Linked DNA regions of Homo sapiens: region 2 is linked to region 1. The links are chromatin loops, found by intact Hi-C in ENCODE. Cell type or tissue: HCT116. All regions are shown on one strand. Each heading gives the region's core, and the rest is flanking DNA. Links, peaks and the distances in the headings are about the cores only.

Region 1 (8,000 bases), core at 1-8,000:
TCATTCATTCTTTTGTTTATTCATTCAACAAACGCTTCCCTGAGCACCTACTCTGTCTCAGGCCGGCTCTCGGGACACAGGACACAGGTGAATTAGATGCAGACTCTGGCTGAGGAGCTCAGAATCTCATGTGGGAGCCCAGATGTGGGTGTCCCCATGTGCCGTGCCAAGTGCACTTTGGTAAATGGCAAGGGGTACAGGGTAAAGGGAACATGGCAACTTTGGGAGTTGGGTGGCGGGGGGCACCTGGCCCAACTGTAGCCTAACCTGGGAATTCTTTCTGGAGAAGGCTGAGTTATGATCCAGGGAGGGAGGAACATGTTCATCTGCTGCAAAGCCAAATTCTAAATGACGGAGAGCATCATCCGTTGTTTTTGACTTAATGCCACTCCTGCGTTTGCCAACACACATGGGTGCATGGTGAATAATACCAAGAGTAACAATAATCATACTGGCTGCCCGTATGCCTGTTACCTTGTGCCAAGCACTGTGTTCAGCCAGTGTAGACATTCTGTCCTTTATCCTCACAGCAATTCTGTGAGGTAGGGGGTCTTGCTCCCATTGTACAGATGAGGAAATTGCGGCTTAGAGAGCATAACCCACCTGAGGTCACATGGAGTCCCGGACTCCACCTGCAGGCTCACAACCTAATAGAGAGGTTTGGCTTCCAGACATGTGCCAGAAAGACCAGGGGCCAGATTCCAGCTCAGCCACTTATGGATGCAGCCCCCACCCGCCTCAGGCCTCAGTTTCCTTCACCGTAGAACCCGGAGAGCACGAACTGGAAAGCATCTTCCTAGTGCCCTACTCTGCCACCTGGGCCTCAGTTTCCCCAGGCACCTGCCCACACTAACCTGTATCTTCCCCCCACAGTGGGACCTGATGCAGAACATCATGAATGACATGCCGATCTACATGTACTCCGTGTGCAACGTGATGTCTGGCGACCAGGACAACTGGCTCCGCACCAACTGGGTGTACCGAGGAGAGGCTGAGCGTATCTTCATTGAGCTCAAGTTTACTGTACGTGACTGCAACAGCTTCCCTGGTGGCGCCAGCTCCTGCAAGGAGACTTTCAACCTCTACTATGCCGAGTCGGACCTGGACTACGGCACCAACTTCCAGAAGCGCCTGTTCACCAAGATTGACACCATTGCGCCCGATGAGATCACCGTCAGCAGCGACTTCGAGGCACGCCACGTGAAGCTGAACGTGGAGGAGCGCTCCGTGGGGCCGCTCACCCGCAAAGGCTTCTACCTGGCCTTCCAGGATATCGGTGCCTGTGTGGCGCTGCTCTCCGTCCGTGTCTACTACAAGAAGTGCCCCGAGCTGCTGCAGGGCCTGGCCCACTTCCCTGAGACCATCGCCGGCTCTGATGCACCTTCCCTGGCCACTGTGGCCGGCACCTGTGTGGACCATGCCGTGGTGCCACCGGGGGGTGAAGAGCCCCGTATGCACTGTGCAGTGGATGGCGAGTGGCTGGTGCCCATTGGGCAGTGCCTGTGCCAGGCAGGCTACGAGAAGGTGGAGGATGCCTGCCAGGGTGAGTGACGGTTCTGGGTTGCAGGGAAGGGGGTTCTGCATTCCCAGGTTCTGGTCTTTAGCTTTGGAATCATGGAATCTTGGTAAGCTCATCCCTGCTTTGACACACATTAGTTCTGTTAGTGGAAATTATAGATCCTTCCCAGACATCAGTTTCCTTATTAAGGCTGGACTAACTCATTCATTAAGAATGAATGAATTGTGGCTGGGCACGGTGGCTCATGCCTGTAATCCCAGCACTTTGGGAGGCTGAGGTGGGTGGATCACTTGAGCCCAGGAGTTTGAGACCAGCCTGGGCAACATAATGAAACGCCGTCTCTACCAAAAACACAAAAATTAGCTGGGTGTGGTGGCATGCACCTGTAATCCCAGCTACTTGGGAGGCTGAAGCACGAGAATCAATTGCTTGAACCCGGGAGGTGGAGGATGCAGTAAGCTGAGATCGCACCACTGTACTCCAGCCTGGGGTGACAGAGGAGATGCTTGTCTGAAAAAAAAAAAAAGAATGAATGAATTGAGAAACAGCAGAATGTGGAGTTTATGATTGATGACTCTGAAACAAGAATGCCTGTGTTCAAATCCCAGGTCTACATTTTTAGCTGTGTGGCTTTAGGCCATTTCCTTGACCTCTCTGTGCCTGGGTTTCCTCATCTGTAAAATGGAGAGGATCATAGCGTCTATCTCGTAGGGTGGCTGTGATAATCAAATGACTTAATAGTAAAGTGCTTAGGTCAGTGCCTGCCACATGAGTACTTTTAAATGTGGCTGTTATTTTTGATTCATCCCACGAATGTATACTGAGTAGCTCTGGTACAGCGGCACTGTGGTCCCACGGTGGAGTACCAGGAGCAAGTTCCATGTCTGTTATCAGCTCACTATGTGGCCTTAGGCAAGATACTTAAACTCCCTGGGCCTCAAACTCCTCTTTCGTACATAGAAGTGACTGAGTTGGACCCGGGGTGCACATCCCCTGGCTGCATATCAGGATCACCCGCGGAGCTTTTGGGAAATGCTTCTGTTGAGGGAGAGGTTGGAGGGGGGCCAAGGGTCTGCCTTTCTTGTCTGAATGTCCCCAGGGCCACAAATTTCCCATTGGGACCTCTATTGATTTTCCACTGGGGCCTCTATAGATGACACACTGGGCCCAGAAAAGGGCCAATTCATTCAGACTCTCCTTGGGGAATGAGGCTTGGGCATTAGTGAGTTCACATGGAGGAAGCCGTGGCGTGGTGTGGCCAGGGCCTGTGACAGCGGAAATCTCCACAGCAATGTGGATTTTCAATGGGTGACTTTTTCTGGAAATGGCCATGAGGCAGAGCATTTGTGGAATGCAGGCCAACCTTTGGAGGGCTGGCTCATTCCCTCTCTCTGGCAGCTTCTTTGCTGAGATAAGCGGGACGTTAAGGAATTGGAGGTTTAGTGGCTGCGTTGCACACACCTTGGCTAACTCCCCCCTCATCTCTGGTCTTGGGTTTCCTTTGAGTAAAATGAGAAAGTTCAACAGCACCAGCAGACTTTATGCTTGTTTTCTAGCCATGGATCCTGCAGCCCCTGGAGGGGGTTGAAGGGTTGGAGGACACTGAAGCCCTTTGTGATGGGCCCTACTTGCCTCCTAAAGCAAGTCCTCAGAACCTTACTTAACACGGTCTGTAAACCCCCCGATGAGAAGTTCCCTACGAGCTTTCTGGCCATAAGCCTGTGGTGTAGGCTCTGCTCCGGCCCATGCCATCGCCCCCTTGTCTTCCCAGCTCCCCTCTGCTGAGCGAGCCCCCCTTCCCCAGGCGGCCCCTGCTTTAGGTGACCTCGAATGCATACTCTCAGTTTCAGACAATGAGTGCGGTTGAGGGGGCCGGGACGAGGCAGCCCAGTGGGGCGAGCAGGCTCCTCCCACATGACATCCTCGCACAAGAATGCGGGGGTGGGGGTGAGGGGCAGCTGAAAACTTTCCACAGGCTGGTGAGGCAGGCCCCGCAGAGATAAGTGGACGGTTGGGGTGGGGGTGTCTCTCCAGGAAGCGGGGCAGCCTTCCCTCCTCTAGAGGTGGGGGGTCAGGGTTCTGGCAGATTTTGTTTGCAGAGAGCCGAGCAGCCCCCTGTTGGGAAGATCAGCCCAGCAGGAGGACAAGTTTCCAAGAGCGAAATTTCCGACTTAGTTCGTGGAACCCTGTCAATCGCTAGTCACCTACTGCCGGATTGTTCCTCCTCGGGATCCTCCCACCAAAATTCCTTTCAGTGTGGCTGGGTGCCGGTGCGCGAGATGCCAGGAACGCCCGGCTGGCTCCTCTTTATACCTCTAGACTTCTCTCAGCAGCCCCTGGCCATGCTGCTGCTGGAAGTGATGACAGTCGCTACCGTAGACGGGTGTCGTCCGAGGGGCAGGCGCTGAGCCAAGCAAGCGCTTTATCAGACATGCGAGCGGAATCCACACCGCCTTTCTGCGTGGCAGGGACTGTGATCAATCCCATTTGATAGACCAGGAAACTGAGGTTCAGAGAGCTAAAGAGGCTTGCCTGAAGTCACACAGCTAGGATGTGGCTGCATCAGGATCTGAATCCAGGCGGTGCAGCGGCGCCCAGGCTGCAGGATGGGTCAGGAAATGGGGCGGGAAGTGACCAGTTCCTTTGGAATCCCTGACTCAGCTCCTGGCCCTGGGGTAGGCTCTCTGGCCAGCCCTGGGGATGGCAGGGTCTGTTGCAGGGGCTTGGGGGCTCTGTTGGAGGCAGGGGTCCTGGAGAGGGCACTGCTGGGTACATTGAGGGAGAACCAGAGGGAGGCACAGGGTCTGCCCTCCCTGCCGGACCCTCCCCAGGCCTGGAGACCCAGATTCTTTCACTGGGGCTCCTGCTGGTGACAAACCAGACCCAGAGCGAGGCGGGGCACCCTGAGGTCACCTGGCACCTTGTCTAGGTTATTCCCAGTTTGTCCGTTTCTCCTCAGGGTTCTTTCCCCAGGAAGCCCAGAGCTCAGGAAAGAGTTAAGTGGGCAGAGGAAGGGAGGCACCTCCCAGGTGCTGTGTGCGGCAGGTGGGCACGCTGCCCGGAGCGCTCCCATGAACTATGTCAGGAATGAGCCAGCTTCCCTTGGTTCCCCCGCCCTGCCCCCGGCCCTGCCTGCGGGGACAGTGGAGTCGCTCGGGCTGACCGCTGTCCCCCGGGGGCTGCTTTGTCTCCATGTCTCCGCTTCCTGTGCTGGCCTCAGCAGCTGGCGGGGCCCCTGCTGGCGCCTCAGCCCTGGGGACCGCTGGTCAGGTGAGCAGGTGGCCAGCAGCCTTGGCCAGTGGCTCAGCTGAACAGCTGGGAGGCCAGAGCTGGGGTTGTGGGGAGTTGGAGATTCCCTCCTGAGAGGCTCCTGCTCCCTCAAGGGGCCCAGCCCCTTGGGGAGGTCCCCTCCCTACTGTAGTTTCATGATCCCCTAGTTCATAGGGACACCGCATTCCAGGCACCATGCTGGACATCTCATAAGCAGGGCTTTCTTCCATCTTCACACACAACCCAGAGAGGATGAGGACTTGATCCCCATTTTACAGATGAGGAAACTGAGGTCCGGAGAGGAAGCAGTGAACAGTGACCAAAAGAACGGGGGCCTGGCACAGGAAGGCAGTTGCCCCTGGTGTGTGTCCTTCCACCCACAGGCTGTATGACCTTAGCAGGTCCCCTTGGGGTCCCACCCCCATCTGTAAAATGAGTGGGCTGGACCTGTGGCCCTGAAGGACGCTGTCAACCTGGTGATCCGAGCTTCCCTCCTGTGGTTTCCCACTGGGGCTCAGTCTGAACACCGGGGAAGCTGTTGACTGTGTGACACAAGTGTGGTGAGGAGGGGTCCCACTGCTTACAGCCCCAGTGGCCTAAAGTCCATAGCTGACAGGGAGGAGTCCCCTGGCCAGGGTATGTCTGTGGTTAAGGTGGTCTTTAGACAGGGTGGTCTCGGGCCATGGCAGGGGCTGCTGGCAGGATTCCTGTTTCATCAGATCACAGTTGGTCCCCCAGGTGGAAGACTCTGGGAGCTGCTGGCTGTGGCTCGCAGGCTTTGTCCCCTGCTGGGAAGTCCCACCAGGCCTTATTTCTGTGATGTTTCTTCTGGCCTACAGAGGTGGGACCACGGTGGCAGCACCCCCAGCCCCCCATGGTGGCTCTCACCTCTGTGCCCTGTCTGCCCCACCCTCAGCTCACACTGGGGGCAAAGCTAGGCGCTGGCATCTCCGCTGGGCGGGCACCGGCTTCTCCCTCCCTCCCTCTCTCCCTCCTGGAGGTAAGTGGGTCCCCAGAACGGAAGGAAGGAGGCGAGGGAAAGCAAACAGAAGATGAAAGGCTGGAGGCAGGACAGGAGCGGTAGGCGGGGGCTGAGGTGGGGAGTGGTGCTTATCAATGGTGGAGGAATGTGCCTGCAGATAGCTCCCTAGGGTGTGTGTGAAAGGGACAGGGTGCTGGCAGCCGTCAGGCCCTGGGGGCAGCCCCCCTTCTGCAGAGACGACAGGGCCTGCTGGGAGCAAGAAGCCACCAGGGCCTGAGGTTGTCAGCTCCCTCATTTGCTGGGTCAGTAACCCATAGGTCGCCATTTGCCGTCTGTCAGGGCCCAGAGACAAAGTCCAAGCTCCACATCCCTGGGCCAAGGTGGTTCCTGCGGTCACCTGCTGGGCCTGGCTTGGGCGGTGACTGGCCCTAGGTGAATTGCCACCATGACCTCTTGACCTCACAACCTTGCCATTGCCAGCCTGGGAGGTGGCTGTGCCTTGGGAGGAGGGGCTCCACTGGGGGCTGGACTTGCGTCACGATAAGGGCGTCTGTCCCTGAGTCACCTCATGCTGCCACCTGAGGGGCGGGCATCAGGAACTGGAAAAACCAGGGTATAGCCGGAGGTGCAGCCACTGTGCCCCAGTTCCCCTGCTCGGAGTAGCCCAGGCCTGCCAGACAACCGGGGCCAGAACAGCTCTCCACAGGTGTGCCACAGGTGTGCCAAAGTTAGGCTCTTGTGTAAGGCAGGTAGGCATCCTGGTGGACCTTCTCCACAGTGTCTCTCTGGGCGCTGAAACACTGCTCATTTCTCTGGCCCTGGAGTGCATATTTCACATGCACATGGTAGGTTTGCCACCCATTCTCTCTCCCACTCACTCTTCCATCCACCTGTCCACCCATCCACTCATCCATCCATCCACCCCTCCACCCATCCACCCCTACATCCATCCATCCATTCATCCATCCATCCATCCATCCATCCATCCATCATCCATCCATTCACTCGTCTACCCGCCAACCCACCAAACCACCCATCCACTTGTCCATTCATCTATCCATCCATCCATCCACTCATACCCCCCTCCACCCATCCATCTGCCCACCCCTCCACCCAACCACCCACCTATCCACCCATCCATCCATCCATCCATCCATCCATCCATTCATCCCTCCACCCACCCACCCTCCTGCCTATCCATCCCTCATCCATCCATCTACTCATCCATCCGTCCACCCACCAACCCACCCATCCACTTGTCCATTCATCTGTCCATCCTCCGCCCCATCCATCCATCTATCCACCCCTCCACCCAGCCATCCACCTATCCATCCCGCATCCATCCATCCACTCATCCACCTGTCCACCCACCAACCCACCCATCCACTTGTCCATTCATCTGTCCATCCTCCCCACCCATCCATACATCCATCCATCCAACCACCACTCCACCCACCCACCCATCCATCCCTCATCCATCCATCCACTCATCCACCTGTCCACCCACCAACCCACCCATCCATTTGTCCATTCATCTGTCCATTCATCCACCCACTCATACCCCCCTCCACCCATCCATCCATTCATCCACCCACCCATCCATCCACACACTCATCTACCCATCCACCCACCAACTCACCCATCTATCCATCCATCCATCTGTCTGTCCATCCATTCAGCAAACATTAACTGAGCACCGCTGGGCCATGGGACACAGATAAATTGGTCTCCATTCCTGCTCCTCAGGAGCTGCTGGTCTCACGGAAGCTCCTGATACATGCAGGAATAATTTCAAATGGAGCATAAAAGCCAAGTTTTGAATTCCCCTGGAGCTGAAACAGTGTTTATCTGTCTCACCATCGCATCCTAGCACCCAGCATTGTGCCAGACACGTATGAAGTGCCCATTTCTATTTGGTAAACATAAGATTAATAGATGCCCTAATGGGGGCCGGGGGGCCAGGAATTGGGCAGTCTGGGAGGGCTGTGTAGAGGAGCTTAAGCTGGGTATTAAAGGATGCATAGGAGTTTGCTGGTTGGCTAAGGAACAGTAGGTATCTGGTGTATGTGGGTGTGTTTGAGTGTGTGTGACCCCTGTCCCCACTTGCCCGCCTAGAATGCCAGGAAATCCAACTAGATAAAGTCAGGAAGAACACAGGGGCTTGCTGGTGTCCTACTCATGAACTCTGGGACCCCTGAGCACTTGGAAACTCTGGCGGGGCCCTGGAGA
Region 2 (16,238 bases), core at 3,834-11,833, 72 kb before region 1:
CAGCGACTTCCAGGACCAGGAGGTGATGCCCAGTTCAGCCCTCCAGGCCACAACCCCACTTCCCAGAGTTCTCAGAGGCCTTAAAGTGTGCTGGGAAGAGGTCAGACTTTGGAGTCCAACATCCTGGGATCCAAATCTGGCTTCTCCTCACACTTTTCCTGGGTCACTTTCCACCCTCCCCTGACATCAGGATGATACAGGCTTGGCGAGGTGAAACACTGAGAGTATTTATATAATAAGCCGGGCCTTGGAAAGAGACCCTCCCAAGAACAGAGAAGGAGAAAACATTCCACCTACCCACCCACCCATCCAGCTACCTACCTGTCTATCCAAACATCTTATCATTGATCCTAAGTCTGTTCGCTTCTCCCTACCTCCTCTGCCACACCCCAGCTCTCCCCACTCCAGTCCAAGTCACCATTTCCTCTTTCCTGGACCACTGCAGTGACCTCGCAACAGATCTCCTTGCCCCACTTAATTCATTCTCAGCTGCCAGGACAGTGACATCTGTGTTACCTTCCTCAAAGCCTTCCAGGGCAGTCTCATTTGAGACGTACCTGGGAAACTATCCAGACCCCTCACAGTGGCCTGCAAGGCCCTGTGCCATCTGGCCTGTGTCTAGTTCTGCCCAACTGGCTCCACCAGATCCTTGAATAGGTCAAGTTCATTTCCATCCTGGAGCCTTGGCATTGGCTATATTGGCTATGCTCTGCCAGAATCCTCTTCCTTCAACTTTTTTTTTTTTTTTTGAGATGGAGTCTCGCCCTGTTGCCCAGGCTGGAGTGCAGTAGTGCAATCTCAGTTGACTGCAGCCTCTACCTCCCAGGTTCAAATTATTCTCCTGCCTCAGCCTCCCAAGTAGCTGGGATGACAGGTGTGTGCCACCACACCCAGCTAATTTTTTATATTTTTAGTAGAGATGGGGTTTCACCATGTTGGCCAGGCTGGTCTCGAACTCCTGACCTCAGGTGATCTGCCTGCCTTGGCCTCCCAAAGTGCTGGGATTACAGACAGACATGAGCGACCACGCCCAGCCCCTTCAGATCTTATGTGGCCTACTCCTTGTCATTCAAGTCTCAAATATCTCCTTCCTAGAGAGGTCTTCCCTGATCACTAATCCAGAGAGGTGCCCTGTCACTGTTTTAATTTAATTGCAGCATTCATCACTGTATTTTATGGTTTGTTTGTTTATTATCTGTCTTCTCCCACTGGCGTGTGAGCTCCATGAGAGCAGAGACCTTATGTGTGATGTTGGCTGCTGTACCCCAGTGCCCAGAATAGTCTCTAGCACATAGAAGATGCTCCATAAATGTTTGTTGAGTGAATCTGTGAATAATCTATCTTCTGCCTACCCATTTGTCCAGCCATCCATCACTTTATCCATTCAACAGGGTTATAGGAAGATAGAAAACCAAACAAGATATTTTAACAGAGATAATTTAATATATAAGGTATTGGTTAAACAGGTGCTGGGGGACTGAAAAAGCAGAAAGGGAACACTGAGGCAACGAAGTAAATGTCAGTGGTACCCTTTGGATAGTGCAGTACATAACTCAGGTAACTTTAAAGAGTGGCCCTGGCCCGGGCACAGTGGCTCACACCTGTAATCCCAGCCCTTTGGGTGGCTGAGGCAGGAGGATCACTTGAGCCCAGGAATTCAAGATCAGCCTCAGCAACATAGTGAGACTTTCTCTCTACTAAAAAATAAAAAATTAGCTGGGTGCAGTGGCATGTATCTGTAGTCCCAGCTACTCAGTAGGCTGAGGCAGGAGAATCACTTGGGGCCAGGAGTTTGGGGCTGCTGTGAGCTATGATTGTGCCACTGCACTCCAGCCTGGGTGACAGAACAAGACCTTGTCGCTAAAAAATATATTAAGAATTAAATTAAAATTGAAATTGGCCATGCACGGTGGCTGATGCCTATAATCCCAGCACTTTGAGAGGCTGAAGCAAGCGGATCACTTGAGGCCAAGAGTTTAAGACCAGCCTGACCAACATGGCAAAACTCCATCTCGACTAAAAATACAAAAATTAGCCCCGGCTGGGCGCGGTGGTTCACATCTGTAATCCTAGCACTTTGGGAGGCCAAGGTGGGTGGATCACAAGGTCAAGAGATTGAGACCATCTGGCTAATGTGCTGAAACCCCGTCTCAACTAAAAATACAAAAATTAGCTGGGCGTGGTGGCACGCGCCTCTGGTCCCAGCTACTCGAGAGACTCAGGCAGGAGAATTGCTTGAACCCGGGAGGCGAAGGTTGCAGTGAGCCCAGCCTGGTGACAGAGCGAGGCTCCGTCTCAAAATAAATAAATAAATAAATAAATAAATAAATAAATAAATAAGCCCAGCATTGTGGCATGTGCCTGTAATCCTAGCTACTTGGGAGGCTGAGACATGAGAATCGCTTAAACCCAGGAGGCGGAGATTGCAGTGAGCCGAGATCGTGCCATTGCACTCCAGCCTGGGCAACAGAGTGAGACTCTGTCTCAAAAAAAATAATTAATTTAATTTAATTTAAAAAGAGCGGGCTGGGCACAGTAGTTTATTCCTGTAATCCCAGCACTTTGGGAGGCTGAGGCAGGCAGATCACTTGAGGGCAGGAGTTCGAGACCACCCTGGCCAACATGGCAAAACCCCATCTCTACTAAAAATACAAAACTTAGTGCCAGGCACAGTGGCTCATGCCTGTAATTCCAGAACTTTGAGAGGCTGAGGAGGGTGGATCATTTGAGGTCAGGAGTTCAAGACCAGCTTGGCCAACATAGGGAAACCCCATGTCTACTAAAAATACAAAAATTATCTGGGTGTGGTAGTGCACACCTGTAATCCCAGCTACTCGAGAGGCTGAGGCACGAGAATTGTTTGAATCTGGGAGGAGGAGGTTGTAATGTGCCAAGATCGTGCCACTGCACTCCAGCCTGGGGGACAGAGTGAAACTGTCTCAAAAAAAAAAAAAAAAAAGAAAAAGAAAAAAAAAAAGAGTGGCCCTGCCTTTGCACCCACTGTTCCCTCCCCAGAAAGCTTCTCTCCACTGTCCCTTTAGCACCTTTTCACCTTTTGGGTCATAGCTAAAGTGTCATTTCTTCAGACCATCCATGAAAAAGTTTTCCTTCATAGGACATATATATATGTCTCTGTTCATTCATTTAACCTGTCTCACAAACTAGTTTGTAAACTTCATTAGGGCATGGATCTTCTCCAGTTTGTTCACTATGGCATATTCAGTATCTATTGCAGAGTGGTACATGGTTAATAGCTATTGACTAAACTAATAAATTTATCCATTTATCCATCCATGCACCCATCCCACTCATCCATTCATCCAAATATCCCCATGTTCATCAACCATTCAAACAGACTTTCATCTGCTCATCCACCTAACCATCCATCCATCCATCCTCATGTCCATCAGCCATCCCACCAAACTTTCATCTGCTCACCCACCTAATCATCCAGCCATCCTCCATTCATCCATCCATTCATCAATCCTCAACCATCCAACCAGACTTTCATCGCTCACCCACCTAGCTATCTGTCTATCCTCCATTCATCCATCCATCCCCCCATTCATCCATCCATCCATCTATCCATCCATCCTCATGTCCATCAACCATCCAACCAGACTTTCATCTGCTCACTCACCTAACCATCATCCATCCATCCATCCATCCATCCATCCTCATGTCCATCAACCATCCCACTAGACTTTTATCTGCTCACCCACCTGGCCATCCATCCATCCCTCCACCCACCTGCCTGTCTACTCACTTACTTGTGAATAAACTATAGAAATTTACTGATTGCTTGCCTAGTTTACCTGCCCATTTGTCGGCCTACTGCCTGCTCACTCATCTGTCTATCTATCCCTTTTCCACATGTCCACTCATTTGCTGTTTACTTCTCCGTCTACCCACCATCCATCTAGCCATCCATCCACATGCTTTTAACCATGCCCTGGGGAAAAAGGTCCTGCAAAACCAAAAATGAATTAGAACCCATTGCTGCACTTCCAGAGCTCCCTCTGCAGTCAGGAAAAGGTGGGGGGCTTCCCCTAGCCTAGGATCATGGCACCAGCCTCTTGGCCCTAGGATGCACATTTCTGTTGCCCCCTGTGATAGGAGTGCCCACATCTACAGTTTGCTGCCCTGGCCCTGCAGATGACCCAGAACCCAGTGACAGGCTTGAAGGAGCCCTACTTCCAACCGCACAGCTGCCTTTCCCACCTACTCACCAGCTCTGCAGCCATCCTCACTGTGGTGAGGGGACACTGGGCCTTTGCTCTGGAAGGACTGGCTCCTCCAGGGTGGGTGCACTGGAACCCTGGCAGTCCACTCTCCAGCTCTGACAGCCCTCTCTCCTGGCCCCCAGCTCTGTGTGGTGATGATTTTCCTGGTATCTGTCATAATTTACCATGGCATCATCAGCATTGCAATGTTCCACACTGGCAACTCTGTGCTCATGACCCAAGCGAATGTCCTTTGGGGCAATGGAGGGTGAGAGCACTGTTCCAGGCTCCAGGCCTAATGTGGGCATCTTCAGGTTTTTTTCATCCCACCAATGGATGGGCTCCCGGTAATGGCCCACCACACCCGCCTAATTTTTGTATTTTTAGTAGAAATGGGGTTTCACCATGTTGGTCAGGCTGGTCTCAAACTCCTGACCTCAAGTGATCCACCCATCTCAGCCTCCCAAAGTGCTGGGATTACAGGTGTGAGCCACCGTGCCTGGCCTGTTCTTCCTCTAAAACCAGGTAATGTGTTGCAAGGCTATCTTTGTGTCATCTGGGAACTGGGAGTCTGGTGTCTCCAGTCACCCTCAAGCGAGAGTGGCCAGGGACACATGGCTGGCATTAGGGGTTGGTAGGTTAAGGACAGGAGCATAGGGGCTGACCTGATGGGCTATGCCTGCCCCCTTGCGCCCAATAGAATTCTGACCAGCTCTGCCCTTTGTCCAGAGATGCCTCCATGAAAATGCCTTCACTTTCATTTTCAGTTTGTCAATTTCTATTCTTCTCCCTTCTACATGGCATTCTTCAAAGGCAGGTAAGGACCACTCCCCAAACCCCAGCCTTAGGGCTGTCGCCTCCCAAGGAAGCAGCCCAGCAAAGCAGCAGCACCCTTTGGGCTCCAGATTTGTTCCTAGCCAGGTCTTGCTATGGACCTTGAAGCTGGTTCTTGATTTCCCTGGGCGAAAGTCTTAGCAACTGTAATTTATGGGTACACCATTGCACAGCTGTAAAATCTAACACCTGCATTCAGTCTGTCCTACAGCCCTCACTGGGTGGCCCCAGGCCTGACAATGCCACCTCCCAATGCTGCAGTTTGAGTTTATCACCATCTTTTGGGGGCCTTCCTGCTGTGCACCCTTGGTTGGATGCTAGGGACACAGAAATGAATCAGAGCTGGTCCTTTTTCCTAGAAGCATTGAGTCTTTAATGAGATCTGGTTAGGAGTCATAAAATGCTGGACTCTCAGGAGGTGCTGTTATTGTGTAATTGCCATTGTCATTTGATGGGATGGGAGGGATGGTCACCAAAAGAGCCCACTCCCCAGCACAATGACCCCATCTTCCTGGGCCATAAATGCCACATTGGCTGATCATGGGTTGAGCAGTACATAGATTCAGGCCATGGTCCCAGCAGACTTCTGGGGCCTAGTAGGGTAGGCAAGGCCTCCCATCAGCTCTGTCAGCAGGGTTAGCTGTCAATTCAGGGGGTGGCCAGAGGACCAGGAGCAGTGGGGAGAGGGGGTCAGCCTCAGCATGGAGTTTAGCTGCAGCCTGGCTCCAGAGAGGGAGAGCAAATTACCCACAGATGCAGGGGGCCCTCAGGTTTGTGGGATACCCCGGTCAGTATGGCACATTTGCTCAGCATGCCGAGTGAGGATGTGATTATGTACCCCTGGGTTGCTGATTCTGGGGGGTTAGGGGGTAGTCATCACAACCTCAGGTCTGGCAGGGGTAGGATCTGCCTCTGGGGCCTCCAAAGTGGGTAGGAGGAGCAGGTGGCCAACTCTCTGCACCAGCAGGGAGGTGGGGTAACCCCTATGCAGCCCCAAAGCCCTGAGTAAGGTGCTCTGTGTCTGCCAACAACAGTGCGGTCCTGGTGGCTGCCACATTCAGGTCACCCAGCAGCTCATCATCATCATGGTGGGCAAACAGCTGCTCAACCACATGGAAGAATTTGTTGGGCTGTGAGTGTTGGGGGAAGAACGGGGGACAAGGCTGGGCCTAATCAGGCCATTTGGAGGGCTTTTATAAGAGCAGAGCAGAAAAACCCTTTACTGGGACAGAAGATACGGGCACAAGTCCTAGCCCTGCTTCTTGTAAGCTGCGTGGCTTTGTGTCTCTCTGGGCCTCAGTTTCGTCATCTGTACAATGGAGACAATAATACCTCTCCATGAGAGTTGAGGGGATTATGAGGCGTTCAACAGGAAACAGCTTTGCAAATGGAGGGCTTTCTATTACTATTTTTTTCAGGGGGCAGTGATATTTCAGAGACCAAGAATGACTATGTGGGAAGTGCAGAGTTGAGAGCACTGGACTCGAGTCTAACAGATTGGATTTGAACACTGGCTCCACCACTTACAATTTGGGGAGCCTGGGCCAAATTCTCCAGGTGTGTTTCCTCATCAATACAGTGGAAATCATCATGGTGCCTGCCTCTAAGGGGTGCTGGTGATAGAAGTGGCAGTTCCTAGCACAAGGCCCTGTTATGACCATTATCTGGTTGCCCTGCCTCCAGGAAACGGAAGGCTTGGTGGCAGAAGTGGCAGCTGGCAGGGCAGAGGGACACCCAGATCGGGCAGGAGCTGCAGCACTGGGAGAAGGAAGGACTATGAGCTCATCAAGTGTCAGGGCCTGTTTGATGAATACCCAGGGATGGAGGAGCAGTCGCTCAGCAGCGTGTGCCCTGGGCATGAGTGGGGCCCCTGGGGGCCTGGCACAACAGGGGAGGTGGCCCCGGGCCTGACACTCCCTGCCTGCCAGAGCTGCAGTTTGGGTTCATCACCATCTTTGTGGGAGCCTTCCTGCTGGCACCCCTGTTCACTCTGCTCAACAACCGGGTAGAGATTGGACTGGACGCCCACAAGTTCCTGTGCAAGTACCAGCGACCAATGGCTGGGCGCGGCTGGACATCTGGATCTGACTGCTCCTGCTGGAGGCCATGGTACACCTTGAGGTCACCGTGAATGGGAGTGAGGTAGATGAAGGGAATACAGGGGCAGGGGGCGGGGGAGATGGAGCTCAGAGACTGGGGAAGGGGGTTCAGGAATAGGGAAATACAGGGCTGGAGAAGGAAATCCGGGTCAGAGTTTGGGAAATAGGGGAGAGGAGGCTAGGATCCCGGGCCAAAGGCTCATCCTGCCACGGGAGGGGGTCTGGATCCGAGTTGGGGTGAGTTAGGGGGTTGGGCCCTGAAGGCCCTCTGGCTCTGCAGGCTTTCGTCTCGCCTTCATCTCGGACTTCTGCCGCATATCCCGTAACAGTACGAACACCACACCCAGCTGCACGGATTTGTGAATTTCACGCGGGCACCCGCGCCCCATGCCCACCTGGCCCAGAGCAAACACACTCTGCCCTTCAGGCTGGGGAGGAGGGGCGCGGCGGGAGGGGCGGGGCCCTGAGCTTTGGTGGGCGAGGCCTTCCTGGGAAGGGCGTGGCGCTGAGCCTTGGTTGGCGGGACGCTGAGGCGGGAGGGGCAGGGCTGTCTGGGAAGCACGGCGCTGAGCCTTGGTGAGGGAGGCCGGCCTGGGAGAGGGCGGGTGCTAAGCTTTGGTGGGCGGGGCCTGTCTGGGAGGGGCAGGTGCTGAGGAGGGAGGGGCGGGGCCTAGCTGGGAAGCCGGGAGCCGAAACTGGACGGGTGGGGTGGTGCCTGGCTGGGGTGCAGTGAGCTGATTCTGCCCCGGACAAATGCGCGGAGCCGGCTAGGGTACTGGCTGAACGGGCAGGGCCAGATTCTAGGGAGAAGGAGGGGAGGAAATGCGGGGTTCGGAGTCGAGATCCGAGAGCCTCTCCAGACCCCGCAACCCAGATACAAGGCCTCTCGCGACGTGGGGGTGAACCTCGCCCTCTTCTACTGGAAGCTGCTGGCTGTGCATGTGCATCTGGGTTTCATTATCGCCTTCGAGGTAGGCTCAGCCATCTGTCTTGGACAGACTTGGTTCCAAGTTCAGGCTCTGCCGCCGACCGGCTGGAAATTGGGATATATTATATAATAGGATCTACTTCATAGGGTCGTTATGAAGGTTCGGTGTCAAGCATTTGCACTGTGCCTGGCATGTTGTAGGTGCTCAATGAATTAATATCACAAATAATAATAACATTATCTCTTGGCAAGAGAAAGGAGAAACGAGAGGAAGCACTCTCCCACCAGCTTTGCTCTTTTACAAGCCCTGCCCTGACGTGGTTCCTAGTGTTAAGGGGTTCGAATCATACCTCTATGTCTTTGGGCAAATGGCAACCCCTTTCTGCTTCTGTTTCTTCGCTTGTGGAGTAGAAATTACCCCCAGCTCATAGAGTTGTTGTGAGGATTAAATGAATTCATATCCGGAAAACCTTCAGGTTAGGGTTTGGCTCAGGGTAAGCGCTCCATGAGTTAAGATCGCTAAGGCAATCATTCTCTCTTTTTGGCCCCCTTCTCCCCAGAATGTAGTGTTCTTCTTCCTGTGCCCCAACGACCGGCTCGTGCCCGATGTGCCAGCCCTGGCTACCAAGATAACTGCGCGAGCGCTACCTGGCCAAGCAGGCGGTGGCAGACAACCGGGAGACGCTGTTTCAGTCAGCAAGGCAGGCGGACCCCGGCCCCACCCGCAACATAATGACCATAATGACCACGCCCCTTGGCCTGCCCTCAAGCTTCAGCTCAGCCCTCTCTAGTTCAGCACTCTCTAGCCCCGCCCCCTTATTTGGCCTCATCCATTGGAGGGATTGGCTGGACTCCCTGTAGTTTCCGCCTGTTCCCGCCCATCATTAAGCTCCGCCCCCGCCAAGCCCCCTTTTCTACTTTATCTGCAAGCTGGGGTTGGGGGCTCTGCTCTGGAGTGCCAGCCTGCTCAGCCTGACCAAGCTGTGCTCTATGTCCGCACAAGGGACGCAGGGGCGTCCAGGACGCAGGGGCGAGTGAGGCAGGGCTGCCCTTCCAGGACCCTAGGTTCCCCAGGATGCTCCTCCTATTGGGGTCCTCTGGCTTCCAGTTACGCATCTGGGCAGTGTCCCAAGGCCGGTCCGGGAGTTGGATGAGAGGATTGGAGTTCCCTGGAGACCTCCAGACCTGCACTGCTACCCTTCCGTGTTCTTGCCTCCTGGCCTCTGTGCAATGCTGACAATAAACCTGTCTCTGCGTCCCAGACTGCCACCTCTCCACGGCCACCTGGTCCCCACCCACACGGTGCAGTGTCTCCTCACTATGTGGCAATGCTCTAGGGAGCCAAAGTGAACATGGGGGAGCAGAGGGACCCTAATGACTCTGAACTTAATGGCTGTCGGTTGGCAGCTAAGGAAAATACTTTGGGGCCGGGCGCGGTGGCTCACGCCTGTAATCCCAGCACTTTGGGAGGCCGAAGAGGGTGGATCACCTGAGGTCAGGAGTTCGAGACCAGCCAAACCAACATGGAGAAACCCCGTCTCTACTAAAAATACAAAACTAGCCGGGCGTGGTGGCGCATGCCTATAATCCCAGCTACTCGGGAGGCTGAGGCAAGAGAATTGCTTGAACCCGGGAGGCGGAGGTTACGGTGAGCCGAGATTGCGCCATTGCACTCCAGCCTGGGCAACAAGAGCAAAACTCCATCTCATAAATAAATAAATAAATAAATAAATAAATAAATAAATAAATACTTTGGGGGACTAGGGCATGGGCCATGAAACCTCTGCTGTGTATTCCGAGCCTGTAGTGTAAGAATAATAAGACCAATAAGAGTTTAGTTAGGTCAGCCGAGACACCCCGGATTACACTTTCACACACTTTTCACCACGAGACCCTCCTAAAAGCCTGGTGAGGCAGTACCAGGCAGTGGTGAAGGACTCAGGTTGGTGGTGGGGTCAGACAGACCTGGGTTTCTTTTCTTTTTTTTTTTTTTTTTTTGAGATGGAGTCTCGCTCTGTCACCCAGGCGGGAGTGCAGTGTTGTGACCTCAACTCACTGCAACCTCTGCCTCCCCACCTCCGTGGTTCAAGCAATTCTCCTGCCTCAGCCTTCTGAGTAGCTGGGATTACAGGTGTGCGCCACCACGCTCGGCTAATTTTTGTATTTTTAGTAGAGACAGAGTTTCACCATGTTGGCCAGGCTGGTCTCAAACTCCTGACCTCGTGATCCGCTGGCCTCAGACTCCCAAAGTGTTGGGATTACAGGTGTGAGCCCCTGTGCCCAGACTATTTTTGTGTTTTTAGTAGAGACAGGTTTCACCATGTTAGCCAGGCTGGTCTAGAACTCCTGACCTCAGGGGATCCACCTACTTTGGCCTCCCAAAGTGCTGGGATTACAGGCGTGAGCCACCACGCCCGGCCAGACCTGGGTTTCAATACTAGTCCTGCCCCTTATTAGCTGTGTGACAAGTTATTTAATCTCTCAAACCTTAATGTCATCTGTAAAATAGGGACTTCATAGAACTGATGAGAGATTTCAAAGGGATAATGCTCATGACTTAACTTGTTAAGTTGGCCCCCCATATCCTCAGGTTCTGCATCCTTGGGTTCAACCAACAATGCATGGAAAATGAAAATAAAAACAAAAAATAACAAAAATAATGACAATAAAAAATAATGCAAATAAAAAACATTACAGGATAACAACTATTTACATAGCACTTACACTGTATTAACGTGTTATAAGTAATCTAGAATTGATTTAAACTGTACTGGAGTGCCGGGCGTGGTGGCTCATGTCTATAAATCCAGTACTTTGGGAGGCCAAGGCTGGTGGATCGCCTGAGCCCAGGAGTTTGAGACTAGGCTGGGCAACCTGGTGAGATCCCATCTCTACAAAAAATACAAAAATTAGTCAGGTGTGGGGGTGCACACCAGTGGTCCCAGTTACTCAGGAGGCTTAGGTGGGAGAATCACCTGAGCCCAGGAGGTCGACGAGACTGCAAGTGAGCCCTGTAATTGCACCACTGTACTCCAGCCTGGATGACAGAGTGAGACCCTCTCACTTGAGGACATTTTATTTTATTTTTTGACAATAAATACATAAAATAGACTGGGTGCGGTGGCTCACGTCTATAATCCCAGCACTTCGGGAGGTTGAGGCGGGTGGATCACTTAAGGTCAGGAGTTCAAAAACCAGCCTGGCCAACATGGTGAAACCCTGTCTTGACTAGAAACAAAAAAAATTAGTAGGGTGTGGTGGCATGCGCCTGTAATCCCAGCTACTGGGGAGGCTGAGGCAGAAGAATTGCTTGAACCTGGGAGGCAAAGGTTGCGGTGAGCTGAGATCCCACCACTTGCTCCAGCCTGGGTGACAGAGCAAGACTCCATCTTAAAAATAAATAAATAAATAAATAAATAAATAAATAAATAAATAAATAAAATAAAATAAAATAAAATTTACTGGAGGATGTACAAAGGTTATAGCAAACACTATGACATTTTGTATAAGGGACTGGAGCAGCCATGGATTTTCGTATGGGAGGGTTCTAGAACCAATTCCCCACAGATTCTGGGTACCAAGGGACAACTGTACTCACCTGATAAGTGGTAGCAGTATCTACCTGACAGGGTCATGGTGGAGATTAAATGAGTAAATACATGTGAAGTGCTCAGGACAGTGCCTGGCACCTAGTAGGTGAACAATAAGTTAGCTTCATGACTATTAGTCTGTGTACACATCTGCATATTAATATTAGGTGCCTGGCAATTGCTGGTAGCTCAAACAGATGGCAGGTAGAATTAGGGGAAAATGCAGCTTCCCATTCCACAGGGTTGGGAAGATTGCATGCCGGGCATAGAGCATGCCCTTCTTATTGGAGGCAGTTTGACTTGGCTATTTGGCTTGGTTTATTGAGGGCTCAATTGGTATAGTCTGGGAAGGCTTCATGGTGGAGGCGGCCACTGGAGATGGTGGGGCAGGTCATTCCAGGCCGTGGGAAAGGATGGGGATTTGCAAGCAGTGGCTGTACTAGATGAGGAGAGGCTGTCCAGGATGATGCCACATGTCACATCATCAACTTTCAGGACTGATTTCTGTCTCCCAATCATAGGGATGAGTGTTCCAATTTGATAGATGTAGTAATAGGATCAGAGAGGGTCATCAGGGTTCTCAGGGTCCCTAAGGAGTGCAGGGCTTGGGAGGCTCTCTGTGAAGCTCCCAGGATGCTCCCCAGCTCCAAGAAGTCCCCTGAGCATGCTCATGTTTGGGAAGCTCCAGAAGAGTGGTGACCTGTCTCCTAGGAGCAGAAGCACTGCCTCCCCCGTCTTTAGGACCTGGGTGTAGGGTCCTTCAGAGCCTCACTTGGGCATAGGACTCCCATTGTTCCAGCCCCCCTCTTGTACCCCAGACTAGCCAAACCGGTTCTGGGGAAGGGGGGCGGGGAGCAGGCACGTTGAGACAGCCGCCTGCCTCTCTCTGCAAGGTTCCCTCCTCCTTCACCTCCCCCTCCCTGCCCCACACAATACCCAGGAGCTTGCCTTGCTCGGCTCTGGGGCCATGCTGACATGCTGACATCGCCCCCTGAGGACTTGGCTGCAACCCCAGAGCCCCCAGGGTGTCCCGGAGCCCTGGACCGTGCTGGCAGCTGGACGGAGCTCCCTGGCTGAGGTAGGGCCCCACCTGGGTGCCAGCAGTCCCATTCTCTTCCCGCCAGTTTTCCCCGCTGAGTGAGCCCTTTGTGCTGCCCGCCTGGTCTCTGATCCTGGCTCTGACCCACTATGGCCTTCTGGGGCTCTGTGAACCACTTGGCCTGGATCCACTTTCCAGCCATGACTTCCCACCTGGCTTTATTCCTTAAAGGGCAGAGAGGCTCTGGCAGGGTACCAGCTCTCCTGGGCAGCAAGGCAAGGGGCACCCGGGAGGGGGCAGGGAAAAGCTAGGTACAGGAGGCCAGAAACACTTTTTCTGATCATGGTAGTGTCCAGGGACTCTCTGGCAGCCTTGCTAAGTGGGCCCATCGTCTTCTGTAATTAGCAGCACCCACCAAGGGTACTTTCCTCGGCCCCTGCCCATCCTTCTTGGCCCAGAGACATTTATGATGAGACATGTTTCTTAGAGAGGGCATTGGGCGGTGGTGCGGTCCCTTAGGAGCCACTTTACAGATGGGAATACTGAGGCCAAGGGATGGGCTGTGAATTGCCTAAGGCCACACAGCTGGTCAGTGTCAACACTGGGCCTCAAAGCTTGGGCGGAGGTTATTCTTTTTGGGCTCCAGAGTGGCCCTTGCCTAGTAGACACAAGAGTCTCTATCCTGTGATCGTGCCTTGGGAAGGTAATGTCCCTGCTGTCTGGGGCCAGTTCTCTTTCTGAGGTTTTTGTTTGTTTTTTTCTAACAGAGATGAGCTACACACAATATGAACACAGCTTGTCCCTCTTAGCTCCCCAGCATTGAGGTTGGGTGGGCCAAACCCCTGGAGGGCCACAGGGCTGGCATCCCAGCTAGATGGGTCATTCTTATTACCCCTTGGCTTGAGCATAGGTGGAGGCTGACACACTCCTGACTTCTTCCCTGCTAGGGACCTGCCTCCAGCTTCATCTCCCCGGGAAGCCTTCTATGTCCCCTCTCCCCACATTCACCTAGCCTTCTCCTCTGCAGCCTTAACTGGGGGTGCTCCTGCTGCAAAGCCTCAATGTTTTGCCTACTTATCCCTGTGAGCCATGGGAGAGAGGGTCCCTCCCTGCCCTCCAGGAGCTTCCAGAACCCAAGTGCTAGAATCTCCCAGCATACAAAGGGGCAGGGGGCATGTGTACATGCCTGCACATGTGTGCCCCCAGAAGCAAGTGGGACTTCTGTGTCGAGGACTTCTGATTCCTGCAGAGAAAGAGACCCGTCTGTGGGCAGGGGCCTCCTTGTGCACACTCCTGCGATATAATGTGTGTCTCAGCCTCACTCCTTCATCTTCCCCATCTGTGTGAAGGCCTGAGCTGCCTTCTGTCTAGAGAAAGACTGATGATAATAAAAATACTATCCTATTTGCCGGATGAGGAGACCGAGGCTTAGGGAGACTCGCTCAGATGGGTACTTTTCAGGCTAGAGGGACAGAGGCTGATGGTACAAGCCAGAGTGGCCACCGTAGAGAGGACCCCTTTGGAGCAGCCAGTCCCCTTCTTCCCACCCTCCCAGACAGCAGGGTGAAGGGAGCAGGGGGAAGCAGTTGAGAAGCTGTGCAGAGAGACTGGGGCCTGCCATAGACCCAGCCATCTCTCGCTGGGTCCTCTTCTCCCTCCCTGTCTCCAATAGTGACTGACACTGTCACTGTTCAGGCCAAGGCTTTCCCTCTAAGTGCACTATGTATTTCAGCCGTGGAGCAGTTAACTATCACCTCCTCCAGGAAGTCTTCCTGGAATACCCAGGTTGAGTTGAGCCGAGCACCCTCCTCTGATGGTTCCTCTGGCTTGGCTCTTGCCAACCTGGATTGTAACTGTTTTCATTTTTGGCTCTCCCACTAGACTGGCAGCCCACGGGCATGAAATGTTTGTCCATCTGTCTCCCTGGGTTTTCTGGGCTTCATCTGTGTCTCTGAGGATCTGGTTGGCCTGAAATTGTCAGTGTCTCTGTCTCCATCTCTGGGTCCCTGAATGTCTCAGCATCTGTGGTTTTTCTGTTTTTGAACGTCTTGGGGTCTTGGTTTCTCAGTTACTGGCTAAGTGGTCTCTGTTTCTCTGGGTCTCTCTCAGTCTTCATTTCCTGGCTCTCCTGGTCCTGCCAGGCTGGGCACTGCCCCTTTGGCCTGAGGGGGCCTCTGGGGGGTCCTGGCTGCCCGGCCTGCCCACAGCGAGGCCAGGCTAGGGTAGGCCCCCGCCCAGCCCGCTGCCTGCTCCCTCCCTCCCTCCCTGCTTGCCTCACCACAGGGTTTGATGAATCAAACTCTTTGTCTGGGTGGGATCTCCCCCAGCCAGCTGGGCAGAGAGAGGGCTTCCCCTGCCGGAACAGCCAAACAGCATCAGCAGCGGGCCTGGGCCCAGAGAGGTGAGGGGCTGCAGGAGGGAGGCTGGCAGAGGGCCACAGGGCAAGAGCTGTGGGGGCTTGGGCCTCTCAGATCATCAGGCCTGCCCCGATCGGAGGGCTGGCTCCCCAGGGATAACTTCCTGCCCAGAAAGGACCCATCCAGCCTGGCCCACCCAGGGGCTGGAAGCTGGGGTGGGGGACAGCCCCTCTTTCACTCCAAGCCGGGGGTGCTGGGGCACCTCTTTGAACTTCGAGAAGGCCCCTGCCTGATCTGGGTGGTGGCCCGCCTGCCAGTCCATGACCCTCCCAGCCAACTTGGCATGGGTGTGGGCACCACTCAGCACTGAAGGCCGCAACTCTGGGCAAGGGTCGGGGAGATGGGGGGAGAAACATCAGAGCAAGGACCTGTGGGCTGGTGTGTGTCTGTGTGCATGTGAAGGGAACAGGAGGGTGAGAAATCTTGGGTGCCTGTGTAAATATCGGACGGGTCAGCGTGTTTGTGAGGAGTTGTCTGTGAATGTATGCGGTTGTGTAAAAATGTGTGTGTCTGTGACTGTGTGAGCCTGAGTTTGAAATGTCTGTATCTATGAAAGTGTACATGTCATTCTATACTTGGGAGAAAATGTAGTGTGGATGTATATGTTGGGAAATGGATTTGTGTGACAATGTATGTATTTGCATGTCTGGTGACATGTCAGTGTGTTTTAGAGAAGTACAAGGTGGTTAAAATCATCGATTTCAAAGCTAGAACGGCCAGGTTAGAATCCTGGCTCCACCATTTACCAAATAACCTCTCTGTGCCTCAGTTTCCTCACCTATAAAATGGGGATAATAAGAGCATCAACTCACAGCGTTGTTGTGAGGATTAAATGAGATAGTATGTGTAAAGTACTTGGCCTATCATTCAGGCAATGCCAAGCAAGTATCAGCTATTTCTATATAATTAGACATGTGAGTGTGTTTGTGGAGATGTGTGTACACAAGTGTACACAGGGGTTTGTCCAGGCCTCCAGGGGTGGTGGCTTACTGGCCAGCCCCACTGTCCTCTGTCTAGGTCTGATATCTTCTCTTCTGCAGGGCCAGGTGGGTGGCAGAGCAAAAGAGGAATGGACTGTGGGCCACCTGCTACCCTCCAGCCCCACCTG

What was found. Hi-C counts contacts between places; a loop is a spot of excess contacts. Peaks named below come from ENCODE experiments on the same cell type or tissue, not always from the same donor. Only the 100,000 strongest peaks of a DNase experiment are listed, where the experiment ranks them.
Region 2: a loop joins it to region 1, with 4 times the contacts of the local background. A loop is called at or near these places in 2 of 110 quality-filtered maps.

Annotation. Positions count from the first base shown.
Region 1 is chr1:16,141,921-16,149,920 of GRCh38, reverse strand. EPHA2 (EPH receptor A2) reads left to right here. Exons shown (of 17, transcript NM_004431.5): 3 at 874-1,543. Among named protein-coding and RNA genes, the nearest start is that of EPHA2-AS1, 9.3 kb to the left of the region's middle. RefSeq lists enhancers at 2,901-3,429, 5,015-5,543, 5,544-6,071, 7,583-8,000. In HCT116, for the core only: no CTCF peak of the experiment used is centred there; DNase peaks (open chromatin) are centred at 4,120, 4,550, 5,880, 6,250 and 2 weaker places; H3K4me3 peaks cover 4,410 bases; H3K27ac peaks cover 8,000 bases.
Region 2 is chr1:16,209,016-16,225,253 of GRCh38, reverse strand. ARHGEF19 (Rho guanine nucleotide exchange factor 19) reads left to right here and starts at 12,602. Exons shown (of 16, transcript NM_153213.5): 1 at 12,602-12,752; 2 at 16,171-16,238. The coding sequence starts at 16,200. It also overlaps the pseudogene ANO7L1. RefSeq lists silencers at 7,524-7,623, 7,764-7,873, 8,991-9,040 and enhancers at 8,216-8,912, 12,100-12,798, 16,016-16,238. In HCT116, for the core only: no CTCF peak of the experiment used is centred there; DNase peaks (open chromatin) are centred at 7,733, 8,085 and 8,883; H3K4me3 peaks cover 1,737 bases; H3K27ac peaks cover 625 bases.